Linked DNA regions of Mus musculus: region 1 is linked to region 2. Evidence: chromatin contacts called from ENCODE POLR2A ChIA-PET data. All regions are on one chromosome and are shown on one strand. Each heading gives the region's core, a stretch centred on a gene start or an enhancer-like site at or near the end of the contact. The rest is flanking DNA. Distances are from core to core; before and after follow the strand shown. Region 1 holds the start of Psmg4 (proteasome (prosome, macropain) assembly chaperone 4). Region 2 holds the start of Ripk1 (receptor (TNFRSF)-interacting serine-threonine kinase 1).

Region 1 (2,700 bases), core at 132-2,631, 160 kb before region 2:
CGCCCTGAAGAGGTCTCAACAACTCACCAAGTGACTTAATGAGCAGCCTGAGAGGTACTAGACACTAACCTCACCTTATATCACTAAAACTTCAGAGGCCAGTACTACTGGAATAACTGGGCAGGGAAGAACACTAAGAAGCAACAGGCCCTGTGGGGATCACTAGAAACTCAGTATCATACTCTGAATTCATCTCAAAGGGTCTTTAGCAGAGGAATGGCAATCCCTGATCTATCTTATTGTTTTATCTTTTTGCTTATATGTAGTGTGTATGGTATGCATGCATACGTGCATGCATGTTCCTAAATTTGGGTGCATATATATGCATGTGCCCCCCACACAAAGTGAGCTCATCCGAGGGTAAGGTAAGTCCTTCATCCAATATGAGTGGTGTGTTCAAGGAAGAGATGAGGACAGGCAGTTTAACTCAGTGGTGGAGCATTTGCATAGCACATGCAAAGCTTTGGATTCAACCCCCTATCCTGGAGATGGAGAGGCTCTGGGCACGTGACCTGTGAGAGAAAGAAAGGCCAAAGACAGCCAGAGAGCACTCAGAATAGGTAGAGTTGCCCATACAGAGATGAAAGGTCACAGAAGGGGAAGGTTTGAGTTTGTTGGTCAAGTACCTATCAGACACTCAAATCTAAGCTCCAAGTTCAATACAAAAGTTGTCTAAACCCAATGTAAAATGTAAAACGTAGCACGCGCACATGTCAGGAAGCTGGTGCAAGGAGAGCCGATGTTCTGGTGAGCTCAGAGCTCAGGGGCTGGGATGAGTTCCCTTTAAGGTGGTCCACGTGTGGGTTGACTCCGGGGTTCCCGCAAGTCAAGAAGCAGCCCTAGGAGACTCCAGCCTGAGGTGTTCAGAATAGGACCCCAGGGCACACTGAAGCTCCTCAAGAATGTCTCTCAGGGCCGCATGCGACCAGCCTCACTCCCACTGGTCTCTCTCCTCCCAAACCCTTCTTAGCGGTCCCCACCCTCTACCCCAGATCCTTCACCTTGAGGTCCACCGGTCCCCCCAACCCCACCCCCAACTACGGCTAGGCCCCGCCCCCAGATCGCCATCAAGTTCCTGGCCCCGCCCACACTCACGTAGCGGCTGCACATGGCCACTGCGAGGTTGCGTAGATGCGGCGTTGCTCCCACCCACAGGAAGAGCGAATCCGTCAGCCGCATGACATGAAAGTGGACCAGCTGCTCCCACAGCCTTGCACTGAAGTTGTGAAGCGACACGTCCGCGTCCGCAGCGGCCCGAGACTCCTCCATCCCGCCAGCCACCGGGCCACAGCACCGAGACCGGGCAGGCGCGGGCTCCCAGACCAGAGAGAGCGAGCTCCGAAAAGCGGAACGCTCTTTCACTTTCAGATGCGCGCGCCGAGGTGGGGTGGGGCGAGCATGAGTGGGCGGGGCCTAGAACAGGGCCTCCGCCTGCTCTAGCCTGGTACCTTCAGCCTCGCCTAGGAGTCTGCCAGCGATCTCTAGGAACCCACTGAACTACCTCTGTCCTTTTTCCTTCTTCCCAGGAGCGCATGTTAGTGGACTGAAACCACTCTCAGCATCTTCCTTTGCCCAGACACGGACACAATTTGAGCGCTTTAGCAGCCACCACCTCCCAGGCCCACCTCTGCAAGTCTCTAACCTAGCTAACATAATTTAACAGCAATGATCCTGGGAGAAAGCTGTAAAAAAGAACTGCATAGACCATGGCGGGAGGACAGGGTCTTCAGAGACAGGCAGGCACACCCTGAGCTGCTATCATGTAAAGCTCGGGTCTTGATCTAACCCTTTAACTTCTCTGTCTCTCTTTCCTCGAGTACAAAATGGAAATATGAGTAGGGAGCCTTTAAGATTTGAGAAAGAATGTGAGAGAGGGAAGCCCTGTGGAGGGTGGTGATATATCTGCCCTGGGACCCTTTAATTTTAATTACTGGGACACTAAAGTGTTTGGAATGAGTCCCTTGGTGGGTTGAGAGGCGTAAAAACTTGCCCGGTTTGTCAAGCTTTTTACAGTAGACTTGGAGACTCTAGGAACTGCAAAGAGTCTGCTTAAATTTCCTGTAACTCTTAGTGGATCAAATTGAGATTTAAAATGTGATGTGATTTGAGTATGGTTTGGGACCCTCCGAGGATCCACTGTGAGATGTCTTAGTCCCCAAGGGAGATAGATTATGGAATATCATGGGAGATCAGGGGATAGGCCCTGTCTGGAAGACCCAAGTCACTGAGGAAAAGGAAATATTCCTGTGATAGAGCTCCTGAGGTATTACTATAAAAGCAACAAGCCCAGCCTTTGTGGTTAATATTGTTGGGGGTTGGGGGGAGGGGGTTACTACACCCCCTTGTTACCTTTAAATATCTATTGGGGGTTTCTACCCCACTTCAGACCATATCATTACCAGATAAAAGATACAGAAACATTTAGATTTATAATAAGCTTAAAAGCACTAGAGCTAGGCAGATATCAGCCCTCTATGCTATATTACCTATTTTCTTATGGTGATCCCAGAGATGTCACTGGCCATGTTCAGCCTGGGCCATTCCTACTCCATCAGGCTGGTCCTCTTGACCATGTGCCCATGATCTACCAACACCATGGTGACCTCCTTCCTTCTTCCTCTCTCTTCCACCTCATCCTTATCTCAGACCCCAAGCCCAGAATCCATTTTTCCACCCACTCTGTTCTGCCTAGCCTTGTCT
Region 2 (2,700 bases), core at 191-2,690:
TACTGTGCCCAGTTTGTAAGTTGTTACCTTGGGCACATATCTTATTACAATCTTGAAAGCTTAACATTATGTGTAAGGCTCAAAGTAGCAAAGAATGAGAAAAATGGAAATTAAAGTTAAGAATTGTTACTACTGTTTTTGTCAGTCATACAAACAAAACATCCCAAATTTCATTTTCAATAAGACTAGTATATTTCTACATACAATACAGCTGTGATAGTTCACCTTTCTCACAAGCCTTAGTAGTATCTTTCCAGGGGCTACAGAATTACACAATTAAGTCATTGCATCCCAAAGTTCACTCTACCATCGAGTCTTCATGTGTTAAGAAAGAATACTTTCCTAAAGGTCTTTTGTGGAATTTCTTGATTAAAACAGCTTCAACTCTTTGCACAAAGTAAAAGAGCAAGAAAATCAAATGATCTGCAAGACACAAAGAATGAGTCACCCTGGGCTGCACCATCCATCCTCAGTGGGCTCTGTCCAACGCTTAGGTGAGGAGGATGTGGCTTATCTTTTTCACAACTCAGAAAAGGTCTGCAGCAACCCATAAATGCAAATGCTACTGAGGACCAGAGAAGCCTTGGATGTTTGACACTGGTCTCTCGTTGAGGTCGTAGATCACTCCTGATTTGCCAGCTCACCTCAAAAATAACGATGAAAGCTACCGACTGCTCTGCCACCTGCTGCCCCAAGACAACAGGAATAGACCCTTTTAAAGAGCTGGTAGGTCCAGGGTTGATAGGTTACATTTAGGTAGTCTTGTTGGGGTCCTAAAGCTTCAAGAAGCTGTCATTCCTACCAAAATAATCGTTCCATAGTCACTCTGTAACCATGGCTACGGCGCACCTTCAGTCTCGACTTGAGCTAAAACGACCTCAAGAAGAGTCCAACCTCCCGCTAGATGACAGCAAGTTCCGCGCTTTTCGATTTCCGGGAACGTTTGAAGTCCCGCCCGCCACCCGGCTTCCGGAAACAACGAGCCCCGCCCTCCGGTCCACGCGCAGAAATCGCGCGGCCTCCGCCCCTTCCGGGAAACCAGCTTCTGAGGAAACTAGCGGCGGCGCCCCTGGCCTCGACCCCCGCGCTGACTTACCTCAGAGGCCTTCCCGCGGCCAAGTACCCCGGCCTAGGTGAGGAAGGACGGGCGGTGGACGTCAGGAGCGGCGCCTCGCCGTGGCTGCCCGGCCGGGACGGCCCTGGGCCCTGACGAGGACCGGTCGGAGTTCGGTGCTGAAGTGGCGCCCAGCCACTCGCAGGTCCCCCACAGCCTGCCGCCTCCCGCCGCGTCCAGCTCGCACCTCCGCGGGTCCGCACCGCCGCTGGACTCCCGGGAGGTGAGCGGCACCGACACCCGCGCTCCCGAGGCCGTTCCGGGGGCCGCTGGTCCTCCTCTAAGGACTACTGGGGTGGTGCTAGGCTGCGGCCGCCCCTGTCTCCGCCTCTGCTCACGCCCCGGGGCTGTGTGCACGGGCGAGCGCCAGCCTCCCAGCTGGGCATTGAGCTCTACTGAGCATGCCAGGTTCGCAGCACGACCATCCCGGAGGCCCGCGGGCGGAAGGAATGGCACTTTTGCCTTGCTTTCTGAGCGAGTTCTGAGAGAGCCCTTAAAAAAAATAATACGGCGGTCATAGCTGCTATATGTCAGGGCGGAGACCGCTTGGCCCGCTAGATAGCGCTGTGTGCGACAGTGGCCTTTGCAAGCTTTGTGGGTTCAGAGGTGACACGGTGACAGAACCACTGGTAAATTATCGTTCGTCCACCACAGCAGCCTGTCGAGGAAGAAACGTGATTAATTTGTAGCCCTCGAAAATAGTAGTTGAAACCCCAAGCAGAAACTGTGTTGCTGCAGGTGTCATTAAGAAGAAAGTTGCACGATAGTCCAGTGATCCCTTATTGTCAAAAGATAAATATGACAAGACAGAGAGAGGGCCACAAAAGACACGATAAAGGAGTCTTATTAAACCATACACACGACCACTTTAAGAAAATTCACAGCCATTTTACCAGATACCTCACCATACAAATAAGCATTAAAAAGATGCTCAATGTCAAAGGACATTAGGGGAACTCAACTTTGATGTAGAGTACACATAAAATGCCCCCAAATCCCAAACATTCACCGATGTTAACAAAAACGTACACTAACTGAAAATCACATACATTCCTGCAAAGAATGCAAAACCTTTATGGTTACTGTATGATTTATCAGTTTCACATACAGGTATGTACCCAAATGAACATACATCTAGTGTATAAACACATGTACTTAAGTTGGGTTTTTTGTTTGTTTGTTTGTTTGGAGTTCTTTCCGGGTGGGATTGGGTGTGTGTGTGTGTGTGTGTGTGTGTGTATAAAACTCCACATATGGGAGGCCAGGAGCCCACCTCCAGTTAGCTCCTTCTTACAATGCATCTTTTTCTTTTCCATACAAGGTATTACTTTTACCTTTTGCTTGTGGAATGGACTAAGCTGTCTGGCCAAGGCAAGAGGCACCAGGGGTGTCTCCATGGCCAGTTTTGTTTGTTTGTTTCTGTATGAGTGCTGGGGATTGAACTCAGATCCATATGTTGCCATGGAAAGCACTTTGCTGAAGGAACCATGAGCTATCTTCTTCAGGTTCCTGTACATTGTTTTTCCTTAAGTTTTTTGTTTGTTTTATTTACGAGTGTGTATATAATAGAGTGCAGATTCTCCTAG

Evidence for each region. ChIA-PET counts read pairs that join two places held with the same protein, here RNA polymerase II (POLR2A).
Region 1: POLR2A ChIA-PET joins it to region 2 with 14 read pairs in Patski. The contact joins the promoter of Psmg4 here to the promoter of Ripk1 in region 2. POLR2A ChIA-PET finds 5 or more read pairs at or near these places in 3 of 5 experiments (Patski and embryonic stem cell).

The regions. Positions count from the first base shown.
Region 1 is chr13:34,161,645-34,164,344 of GRCm38, reverse strand. Psmg4 (proteasome (prosome, macropain) assembly chaperone 4) reads right to left here and starts at 1,381. Exons shown (of 3, transcript NM_001101430.2): 1 at 1,096-1,381. The coding sequence starts at 1,269.
Region 2 is chr13:34,001,103-34,003,802 of GRCm38, reverse strand. Ripk1 (receptor (TNFRSF)-interacting serine-threonine kinase 1) reads right to left here and starts at 1,440. Exons shown (of 11, transcript NM_001359997.1): 1 at 1,097-1,440. It also overlaps a transcript of Serpinb6a not described here.